Regions from separate parts of the Homo sapiens genome. Here region 2 is linked to region 1. A link is a contact called in ENCODE POLR2A ChIA-PET data. All regions are on one chromosome and are shown on one strand. The core of a region is the stretch at or near the end of the contact, and the rest is flanking DNA. Distances in the headings are between cores, read along the strand shown.

The links. ChIA-PET counts read pairs that join two places held with the same protein, here RNA polymerase II (POLR2A).
Region 2: POLR2A ChIA-PET joins it to region 1 with 11 read pairs in A549. The contact joins the promoter of BBIP1 here to the promoter of ZNF487 in region 1. POLR2A ChIA-PET finds 5 or more read pairs at or near these places in 2 of 52 experiments (A549 and activated CD4-positive, alpha-beta T cell).

Annotation. Positions count from the first base shown.
Region 1 is chr10:43,434,911-43,440,426 of GRCh38, forward strand. ZNF487 (zinc finger protein 487) reads left to right here and starts at 2,201. Exons shown (of 4, transcript NM_001355444.3): 1 at 2,201-2,352. RefSeq lists an enhancer at 1,656-1,725 and a silencer at 1,826-2,485.
Region 2 is chr10:110,916,206-110,921,721 of GRCh38, forward strand. BBIP1 (BBSome interacting protein 1) reads right to left here and starts at 2,975. Exons shown (of 4, transcript NM_001195305.3): 1 at 2,916-2,975; 2 at 1,916-2,008. The coding sequence starts at 1,952. It overlaps SHOC2 (SHOC2 leucine rich repeat scaffold protein), which reads left to right and starts at 3,399. Exons shown (of 9, transcript NM_007373.4): 1 at 3,399-3,452. RefSeq lists silencers at 2,309-2,468, 3,319-3,758, 3,769-3,858 and enhancers at 2,600-3,139, 2,829-3,028, 3,049-3,098.

The DNA.
Region 1 (5,516 bases), core at 951-3,450:
GCGACAGAGCAAGACTCCTTCTCAAAAAAAAAAAAAAAAAATTTTTTTTAAATCCAGAAAGCAGGAGGAATAGAGAGGAGCTAAAGCTGTCATTGGAGAAAAAGCAGTAATTACTCATGCTAGCTGAAGAAGGGATGTTTATTCTTCTGTGTGTGTGGTTGCGCAGTGCCAGTTTTTATTTATGCAGGCAAGATCACTGATCGGAATTATTTTCTCCTTCCCTCAGTCACAGAAAGAACTCGTCTGATATCAATTTTCTGTGAACCTGTTTATGTTCATCAAGTAATCCAGGCCAGCTACCGTGGGTCTCAGGGCTTTTTTTTTTTTTTTTTTTTTTTTTTGGGACAGAGTCTCGCTCTTGTTGCCCAGGCTGGAGTGCAATGGCGAGATCTCGGCTCACAGCAACCTCTGCCTCCCGGGTGCAAGCTATTCTCCTGCCTCAGCCTCCCGAATAACTGGGATCACAGGCATGTGCCACCACACCCAGCTAATTTTGAATTTTTAGTAGAGTTGGAGTTTCACCATGTAGGCCAGACTGATCTTAAACTCCTGATCTCAGGTGATCCACCCGCCTTGGCCTCCCAATGTGTTAGGATTACAGGCGTAAGCCACCACGCCCGGGCTTTTTATTTTTTTTCTTAATGATGCTGCACCTAATCACATTTAGGTGGCAGGCAAAAGAATATTGCTTAGCTGCTTTGCTACAGAAATGACAACTCTTGGGCAGGGGCGCGGTGGCTCACGCCTGTAATCCTACCACTTTGGGAGGCCGAGGCCAGTGGATCACCTGAGGTCAAGAGTTCGACACCAGGCCGGGCACGGTGGCTCATGCCTGTAATCCCAGCACTTTGGGAGGCCGAGACGGGCGGATCACGAGGTCAGGAGATCAAGACCAACCTGGCTAACACGGTGAAACCCCGTCTCTACTAAAAATACAAAAAATTAGCCGGGCGTGGTGGCGGGCGCCTGTAGTCCCAGCTACTCGGGAGGCTGAGGCAAGACAATGGCGTGACCCTGGGAGGCGGAGCTTGCAGTGAGCTGAGATCGCGCCACTGCACTCCACCCTGGGTGACAGAGCGAGACTCCGTCTCAAAAAAAAAAAAAAAAAAAAAAAAAAAGAGTTCGACACCAGCCTGGCCAAAATGGTGAAACCCCATCTCTACTAAAAACAAAAAAAATTAACCGGGCGTGGTGGCGGACGACTGTAATCCCAGCTACTCGGGAGCCTGAGGTAGGAGAATCACTTGAACTCGGGAGGCGGAGGTTGCAGTGAGCCAAGATCGCGCCACTGCACTCCAGCCTGGGCAACAAGAGCGAAACTTCGTCTCCAAAAAAAAAAAAAAAAAAAAGGACAACTTTTGATCCCTGAGGCTGCTAATTCCAACTGTGTGCATGTGCTTAACAAATACCTCCGCACCCAGGCCTGGGAAGTTGGCTGATTTGTGTACAGCAAATACGGCAGGCCTGATGTAGCAGAACTCTGACGAAAACGAACTGGACGCGTATTTCTCCTGCAGCGAAGGTCACGCTGCTGACAGCCTCTGCTTTGCACTTTGTCCCTGGGAAGGAGGCCTGTGGCCAGTCCTACCTCCTGGAAAGCCGGGGTGCGTCAGAGGACCTGATGCGGAGCGGGGACCCCATCCTCTCCGTGTCTCCCCAAGAGCCGGCGGCAGAGGCTGCCTGCGCTCCTTAAGCTAGGTCAGTTCTCTGGCCCGCAGTTCTCGTTCTCCTAACATCCTCCGCAGAAAACGACCTTCATTTTTTCCTCTTGCGCCAGTCTTGAAGCGGGGCGTCCTTTGGGCTCACGTTGCGGCGCCCAGCGGCCTCAAGCGTCAGCTGCCTCCAGGGCCTCAGGAGCAGTGGCTAGGGCCTGCCCTCCAGCGCCCGGGGTCCTCGGCCCAGCCCTGCTCCGAGCGCGTCACAATGGCGTCGCGGCCCCGCCCCCGGACGCCCAGCCGCGGTCCCAGCGACCTTCGCTTTCGTGGGGAAGCCGGACTGCGCCGTGTCTTCCTGAAGAAGGCTGGGGTAAGAGTCCGGCCAGCGGACAAGAGGGCAGCTGGTAGCAGGGTGGGATGCCCGTGGCATAGGGCCGAGCCCCCGCTAGGCACGCGGGAGCAGCAAGGCTTCCGGAAGCGCAGGGAGCGCTGGACTGGCGGGCGCCCGGGATTCGCGCAGGCCCCGCCCCTCGGCGGCCCCGCCCAGGGAGCGCTGCGGCAGTTTCCATGGTGAGATGGTCAACAAGCCTGTAAGTTCCTCAGCTACGACTACCAGGTACCTCGGGTTCCTCCCTCCTCCGAGAGACCGCCGAGGTGCGGGCTGTGAGAGGGGGAGCGTGGAGCCTCCGAGGCCGAGGTGAGGGGCGGCCGGCGGGCAGGGGCCGGGTCTGAGGTCGAGGGCCGCACACCCAGGATCGAGCGGGGACTGGGCCCGCTGGGGGTGGGGACCGTGGGGCTGGGATTTGGGATCAGGGCGAGTCGTGGCAGAGAGAACCCGGAGGATCTTTGACCCCAGTGCGGGAGCGGCCAGCCCACCCTAGAGAAGCGAGACAAGGGCAACCAGAAGGAACCGAGTCTGAGGAAGCGCTTCCTCTGGGCAGGGATATTGGGAGAGTCCTGGACGAGTGACCCTGGACCTAGGAGGCATGAGAGGTCTACACACACTTGCAAGGATACCTTCATGATTGTTGAGTTGTGGTGAGAAAAGAGGCTCTTTTTAGTTTATTTTTTAAGGCAGTACATTCACATCCTTAAGAGTCAGAAACTTGCACAAGGCCTTATTACTCAAAACTCCCTTTTCCCAGTTCCTTCTGAGGAAATAGTTGCAAATCTTTGAACTTTTTTCCTCCGGAAATTTTCTTTTTTTCTCTTACATCGGCAGCTCTTCACTGTGTTCTTCCTTCATTAGCTTTACTAAGTTTGTATTCTTTGGTTGGAAATATTTATTTATTTATTTATTTATAAATAGAAACAGGGGTATCACTATGTTGCTCAGGCTGGTCTTGAACTCCTGGGCTCAAGTGATTCTCCTGCTTTAGCTTTCCAAAGTGCGGGGATTACAGGCTGAACCACCGCCTGCCACCGAAATATTTCTTCATTGAGTTCCTTTGCCTCCTAGTGTTACTTTTCTGCTGTGTGTGTAATAGCCATTTGTTTTTTCTTTCTCCTTTCTGGTCATATCCTTAAATACATTTTGCACTAATTCCTTTTGAAACCTCATCATGGAGAGAACTTGAATTTAGCAGATTAGGGGTGAGTGCAGGCTTTTGTCTTAGGTTCCATATATATATATATTTTGAGGTGGAGTCTCCCTCTGTCGCCCAGGCTGGAGTGCAGTGGCGTGATTTTGGCTCACTGAAACCTCCACCTCCTGGCTTCAAGCAATTCTCCTGCCTCAGCCTCCCAAGTGACGAGGGTTACAGGCACGTGCCACCACACCCGGCTAATTTTTGTATTTTTAGTAGAGACAGGGTTTTGCCTTGTTGGCCAGGCTGGTCTCGAATTATTGACCTCAGGTGATCCACCTGCCTCAGCCCCCCAAAGTGCTGGGATTACAGGCGTGAGCCACTGCACCCAGCCCCCATATATTAAGAAATATACCCTTGTGTATTGTTGGTAAGAATGTAAAATGGTACAGCAGCTATGGAAAACAGTATGGCAGTTCCCTCAAAAAATTAACAAATAGAATTGCCATATGATCCAGCAGTACCACTTCTGGGTCTGAATCCAAGAGAAATGAAAGCGGGGACTCAGTTACTTGTACAGTCATGTTCATAGCAGCATTATTTGCAATAGTCAAAAGGGAGAGGTAACCCCAGTGTCCATTGATAGATGGATAAACAAAATGTGTCATATACAATAGAATATCATTCAGCCTTAGGAAGAAAATCTTGGCTGGATGCAGCGGCTCATGCTGGTAATCCCAGCACTTTGGGAGGCCAAGGTGGGAGGATTGCTTGAGTCCAGGAGTTCCAGACCAGCCTGAGCAACATAGCGAGATCCTGTTTCCACAAAAAATAAAATAAAATAAAGAATACAAAAATTAGCTGGGCAGGCCGGGCGCGGTGTCTCACGCCTGTAGTCCCAGCACTTTGGGAGGTCGAGGTGGGTGGATCAGAGGGTCAGGAGTTTGAGACCAGCCTGGCCAATATGGTGAAACCTTGTCTCTACTAAAAGTACAAAAATATTAGCCGGGCATGGTGGCACATGCCTGTAATCCCAGCTACTTGAGAGGCTGAGGCAGAAGAATTGCTTGAATCCGGGAGGCCGAGGTTGCAGTGAGCCGAGATCACGCCACTGCACTCCAGCCTGGGTGACAGAACGAGATTCCGTCTCAAAAAAAAATCAGCTGGGCATTGTGGCATGTGCCTGTAGTCCTAGCTACTCTGGAAGCTGAAGTCGGAGGATTACATGTGCCTAGGAGGTTGAGGCTTCAGTGAGCCATGATTGCACTGCTGTACTCCACCCTGAGTGACAGAGCAAGACTCCATCTCTTCAAAAAATAAAAATAAGATGGCCGGGTGCGGTGGCTAACGCCTGTAATCCCAGCACTTGGGGAGGCCGAGGAGGGCAGATCACCTAAGGTCAGGAGTTCAAGACCAGCCTGGCCAACATGGTGAAACCCTGTCTCTACTAAAAATACAAAAATTAGCTGGGCATGGTGGTGGGCGCCTGTAATCCCAACTACTCAGGAAGCTGAGGCAGGGAGAATTGCTTGAACCTGGGAGGTGGAGGTTGCAGTGAGCCGAGATGGCACCACTACACTCTAGCCTGGGTGACAGAGTGAGACTCCATCTCAAAAATAAATAAATAAGTGAAAATAAAAAAGAAAATGTCATATGCTGCAACATGGATGAATGTTGACGATATTATGTTAAGTGAAGTAAACCAGTAATGGACAAATATTGTATGATCCCCACTTATATGAGAATCTGAAGTAGTCAAATTCATGTAAACAGAAAAGTAGAATGGTGGTTGCTAGAGGCTGCGGTAAGGAGGAATGGGAAGTTGTTTAATGGGTACAGAGTTTCAGATTTGCAAGATGAAAATGTTCTAGAGATCTGTTTCACAACAATGTGAATCTACTTAAGACTGAACTGTACACTTTAAAAAGGTTAATTGGTAAGTTTTGTTTTATATATATATATATTTTTTTTTTTGAGGCGAAGTTTCACTCATGTTGCCCAGGCTGGAGTGCAGTGGAGAGATCTCAGCTAACTGCAGCCTCTGCCTGCCCGGCTCAAGCAATTCTCCTGCCTCAGCCTCCCGAGTAGCTAGGATTACAGGTGCCCGCCACCATGCCTGGCTAATTTTTTATATTTTTAGTAGAGACGGGCTTTTGGCATGTTGGCCAGGCTGATCTCAAACTCCTGGCCTCAGGTAATACGCCCGCCTCGGCCTCCCAAAGTGCTGGGATTACAGGTGTGAACCACTGTGCCCTGCCTATATTTTTAATCAAAGGAGTTTAAGGACGGGCACAGTGGCTCACACCTATAATCCCAGCACTTTGGGAGTCCGAAG
Region 2 (5,516 bases), core at 1,725-4,224, about 67 Mb after region 1:
GTAATTTTCAATATGATGGCTAAAAACATTCTATACCAATCTAAAAAATTCTGTCCTCCCAGAGCATTTTCTTCTGCTCCCTTATGTGCAGTTTTTTCCTTTCACTTATCTTTCATGATCAAATATAAGTCTAGGCTAGGAGGAGTATACGACGTTGGCAGTCTTGAGTTTTCCCTTTGTGATTAGGAAGTAAATTCCACAAACACTTCTCTATCCATTGGGCAGAGAACGTATCTAGTGTACTAAGTGTTAAGTATAATCTTGATTTTGCAATTTTTAATAGGCTCTGCTTAATGCTACCAAAAAGCTATCATAAAAACACCAGGACCAATTAAGACTTGCATGAGAATTTCAGTGAGAAAAATAACATTGCCTAAATTGGAATGTGACCAGATGGCCAACAGTTGCCTTGGTATTTGCTTTGATAACATCAAGATTCATCTGTATTTGAATTGCAGGGCCCACACATCTTTCAACAATGTCTGCAGGGTGCCAGGAGTTGACACTCATAAACTATGCTGACATCAGTACACTTTACTGCAGAAAGTCATTGCATCAGCTCCAAGAATAGGCAAAGTAGCAGCAACACTTTATTAAAGGTAGTCAATGTTGCCAACCCAAGGCACTAACACATACTCTATACACACAGGATTAAATGCTACCCTCTTCTTTGTAGGACACTGGAGAGGGGTAAGCATGCTAAGAAGTGAGATGGATTTAACCAGCAACTCACGGCAAAGTGCGTATAGCTGCGTTTGAGAAGGCTTAGTCATGACTAGAAAAGTGTGAATACTGTGACATATCCTTGCAAAAAAAATGTTCAGCTTAAGCCTCTAGACTAACTTCTGGTTTACAAGAAGAAAAAAGAGGGGCCCATTTCCAAAAAGACTCCTGCCTTGAACTCTTCAAAATGCCAATGTCACAGGGGGAAAAAAGATGGGGGAACTCTACTACATTAAAGCTAAAGAAAAATTTTGACTGGATCCTGATTTTTTTTTTTTTTTTTTTTTTTTGCAGGATTGGGAAGGAGAAGGTATAAAAGATATTCCTGGGTAAATTAGGAAAATTAGCACTTGGCCTAGATTTTAAAAGTTACAAAACAGCTGAAATAATGATATTGTGTTTTGCTGGAGAACTTCAAAATTCTTAGGAAATTCATGCTGGAAATCTTAAGGGTGTCTTGCCTAACAATAAGTGTCTGCAACTTTTTATGACAATGAAAAAGTGGGGAGGAATGAAAAAAAATGGCAAAATGTTAACTGCTGCATATAGATGATGGGTACATGAATATTCATTAAATTATTTCTTTCAGCTTTTAAATATATGAACACTTTCATAATAAAACACTGGGGAAAAAAATCATGTCAGAAAGACTTCACAGGGGAAACGTAAAACAAAGATTGAGTAGCAGGCGCTCAGCTGAATTTCTGATAAATTGAAGGTCTCTAAAACTTGGCTGGAAGTGTCTTGGGCATCCAAGAGACACCCGATATATTCAAACTTTCAGTAAGTATTTACCAAAATAATATCATGTGCATGGTGAAAATGACGGGAAGACGAATCTGATACAAACCATTCTATTTAGGTGCAGACATGGTAGTGAAGCTAAAAACATAAGCGCTATTATATATATATAACATACTGATTGTCATAAAAGATGTACAAAAAATGCTAAACTCAGAGGAAATTACTTCCTGCTGGGAAGAATCTGGAAACACATCTCCACGGGTAACAGAATCAGATACAGAATCACAAAAGGTGACTGCTACAACAGATTTCAGTAATTAACAGCAAAGAAACAAGAGTAGTTCATTTTGGCTGGCGTGTAAGTACTAAGGAAGCAGAAATTAAGTCGAGAAGGTAGGTTTGCATCTGTATTGTTGACTGGCTGGATATTAACCATTTTCAATTTTACCTGAAAGTTCTGGTCTTTTTGCTGCAGCTTTAAGCATCCAACCCGGTATTACCAAGATGACTTAGAGTTCTTGACTCAAGCATACAGAAGAAACTACAAGATAATGTATGATAACTTTGTAAAGGGCCATATAAAAGCAATACAGTATTTTCAAAAATCTTCAACACGTTGTTTAAGAAACTGTAGACCTGCAGGAATCCCACCACCAGAACCGCAGTCAAAGCTTACAAAGACTCAAAGGAGAGACGCGGAAAGGGGGGAAAAATCAGAATGGGAAGGCAGGTGGCAGGGGAAAAAGATTGAGGTCCTGCCCTGGTGGTAGGGGCTCATCTTTTCCTTTTATAGGTGAAGGTGGAAAATGATTTTCTGAAGTTCCCGAATTCTCCTCCCTCCAAAGGCCAAGGAGTGAAAGTACTTAATAGGAACTTGCGGAGGCGTGGTCAAGAGCTCCGTTTTGCCGGAGTTAGGAGCTCCGCCCCGAGGTCCCCGCCCATTCCCCGCTGGGGTCCTCCCGGCCGGGCTGCCTCTGGCTGGGTTAGGGCGGCCTGTAGAGCGGCCTCACCCCACAGGGAGCCTCACGGGGGCGGGCCGCCGCCAGGCCAGCCCGGAAAAAAACCGCCTTCCAACGGAAGCGGCCCTGAGCCCCGCTCGCCATTTCAGCGCTCTGTCCCACAGGGACCGTCCGGCCCGGGTCCGGCCCACTGGTTGGGGTCCACGGACTCACCTCACTTTGCAACTAAGGTCAAAAATAAGCATTCCCTGGGGCACGGGCGGCCAGGCTATTAACACCCTTCCGCCATGACCCAATTCGGAAGTGCCAAATGCAACTTCCGGGCAGGAGAGGGAATTTCGGAGCCCTAAACTGTTGTCCATCTCCGTAAGTGACCAGACGTCTCAGTAAAATAAGGGCCAGGAAACTGGACGTGTAATCCGGAGTATGAATTAACTTGTCTAACATGGGATGTGTGGTCACCCACGGTACCTCTTTGGGCTTACTTACAGATGCATCCCTTCCCAGACGGCTCAGCTGTTGCCCCGGGTAACGGTGAGACTGGCGAAGGAAAAAAATCTACGTCACCCTGGAAACAGGAAGCCAGGAATCTCCTTTTGCCATTATCAGTTATGGCCGCCTTAGCTTCAACAGTAACTTCCGATCGGGGAGTTGTCACTCTACCCTGCTGGAGGCTTACTCTGTAGCCCGGCTAGCCAGAGGCGCCCAGTGGGCGGGAGACGGCGTAGAGGAACTGAGGAAAGGACAAGGGCGGAGAGAGAGAAGCTGGCGGCACTGCCCGTCTCTGATTGGGCAGCTTCTCTTGCCCCGGTTCCGCCCATTTTTCTTGCCTAGCGAGTGACGGGCCCACGGCAGAGGGGTGGGGCGGGGAGGCTGGAGCGAGAGTAGTGGCGGGGCGGGCGGGGCGGGGCGAGTGGGGGAGGGGCGGGCGGGGGGCGGCGGTTGGGCAGCGTCGCTTCTTAGGAGGAGGAGGAAGAGGAGGAAGGAGGGCGAGCGAGGAGGATGGCGGAGTCGGGGCTCCTGACGGTAACTCGGGGCCGATGAGGCGGAGGGTGTCTGTTGGTCGGTTCTTCCTGCCTGCCTTCCTGTCCGTCGGGCAGTCGGGCTGGCTGTCGGTAGGGGGAGGCCCCGTGCGCCCTGACAGGCGCGAGCCGGCAGCGCCGGGGCGAGGCCCGAGGGGCCGGGGCCCTGGGAGGCGCCGCCGCCGCCGCTTTCCTGGTTGCTGTCTCCGGGAGTGCGGGGCCCTTGGAGCCGGCTCGCGTGGGAGCCTGCAGCCCGGCGCGGAGAGGAAGGCGGTCGGGTGTGACAGCGGCCGGGGCCGGGCCTGCGGCGGCGGCGGCGGGCGGCCCGGACAGCGCCTGGGCGACGGCGAGCCGGCGCGAGGGCGCGGGCCGGGGGCCCCCGGCGGACAGTCTCTCTCCTCTCGGCTCCCTGGGCCCCCGGGCCCAGTCCGCAGGGCGCCCCGAGTCGTGTAAATCGTTGGCGAGGGCCCGGGCGCAGCGGCGGTCATACAGGGTGGGGTCTCTTCTCGCCCCCTCCCTGGAGTCCACCTTGCTCTCCCGTTCTCCTCTCCCTAAAAACCCTTGAGTGAAGAGTGCTGGATCGGCTCTGGGTGTGTTGCCTAGCGAAGCGAGTTGTAGCCCTTCGAGACCGCCTCGTAGAACATGCCCGATGGCAACCTCTCCCCGTGATAGCACAGCTTTTAGGGAGAGAGGAAAAGTAGTCTCACTCTTCCCCGACTTCCCCAGGCTCATAACACAAGAGGCTTTGGGGCAAGACGATTTTTCCCCCAGCACCTCAATATCCATTGTTTTTGTACCATCCCCCTCCCCCCATGCCTAGGTGGAAGAGTAATGACTCCAAAGCATTAACTTGCCTTTCTCTTTATTTCTTTTCTTTCTTTTTCTTTTCTTCCTTCCTTTCTTTAAGCAGGCAGTTTGTGTTATTGTGGAATTATGGATTTACAAACAGGTGGAATAAATACCGATTCGGGAGCTAGAAAGAAGATGCTTTGTGTGTGTGTTTAAGCCCTTACAGTTGGCAGTTTGATTTTTCTTGTCTGTTGCTTTGTATCGTAATGGGGGTGATGAGAATAAAAGAGGAAGCACTGTTTTGCAACCTACCCAAAGAAATATTTTCGAAGTCTCTGGGGATGCTGAAGCAAAATTAGGTTGCAGATGTGGACTGTATAGTATTTGCCTCCAGCGTGATAACTACCAGCAGTGTCTAGGCTTACACCTGTGCCATTTCGTATACTTTTCTTAGATACCGAGTGCGTCTAGTTTCTACTCAAGAGGGACTACTATATCAAAAGCTTTTTGTTACGGTTTTCAGAATCCTAAGGTACATTTGTGTAACCAAGTGTTTTTGTAACTAAATGCAGCAACACCACTGAAAAATAGTTTTAATTTTAAAGACCTCAATTTATTAGTGTACTTACTAATCTTTACCCTCATCCTCCATGCTGTGGACTGTAGAACTGTTACTGTGTACTTGAAGAGACTTAGCTATTGCATCCAATTTGTAACATTCAGTAAGGTTATATTTATAATTTGAATTTATCAAGTGTTGATGTTTTGCTGTGTGACAGTGAAAAGAATTTTAGGAATAAAGTATGCAAATGACCATTCGCCACATATGGAACTTAGACTGAGTATGATAAGCCTTTTGTCTTTATTTGGACATAAAGTATATTGTAAACTTTTTATGTAATTATAAATACACATTTGAAAAATAGACAAAAATAAACACAAAACTGAATAAAAGTTTTGTCTAAGGTTTGTAACTTTCAAATGTCTGAAATTTAATATAAAGCCAACATATAAAACAATATTGAAATCCCAGTTTCAAATTATGGACATGTCTTTAAGGGTACTGCATTTTCCCAAGGTGCTTGTTCAGTTTTATTTTTAGTTTTTAATTGTTATGGGTACATAGTAGGTTTTTATGGGTTATATGAGATATTGATACAGGCATACAATGCATAATAGTCACATTAGAGTAAATGAGGTATCCCATCATCTCAAGCATCTACCCTTTGTGATACAAATATCCAATTATACTCTTAGTTATTTTAAAATGTGCAATTAA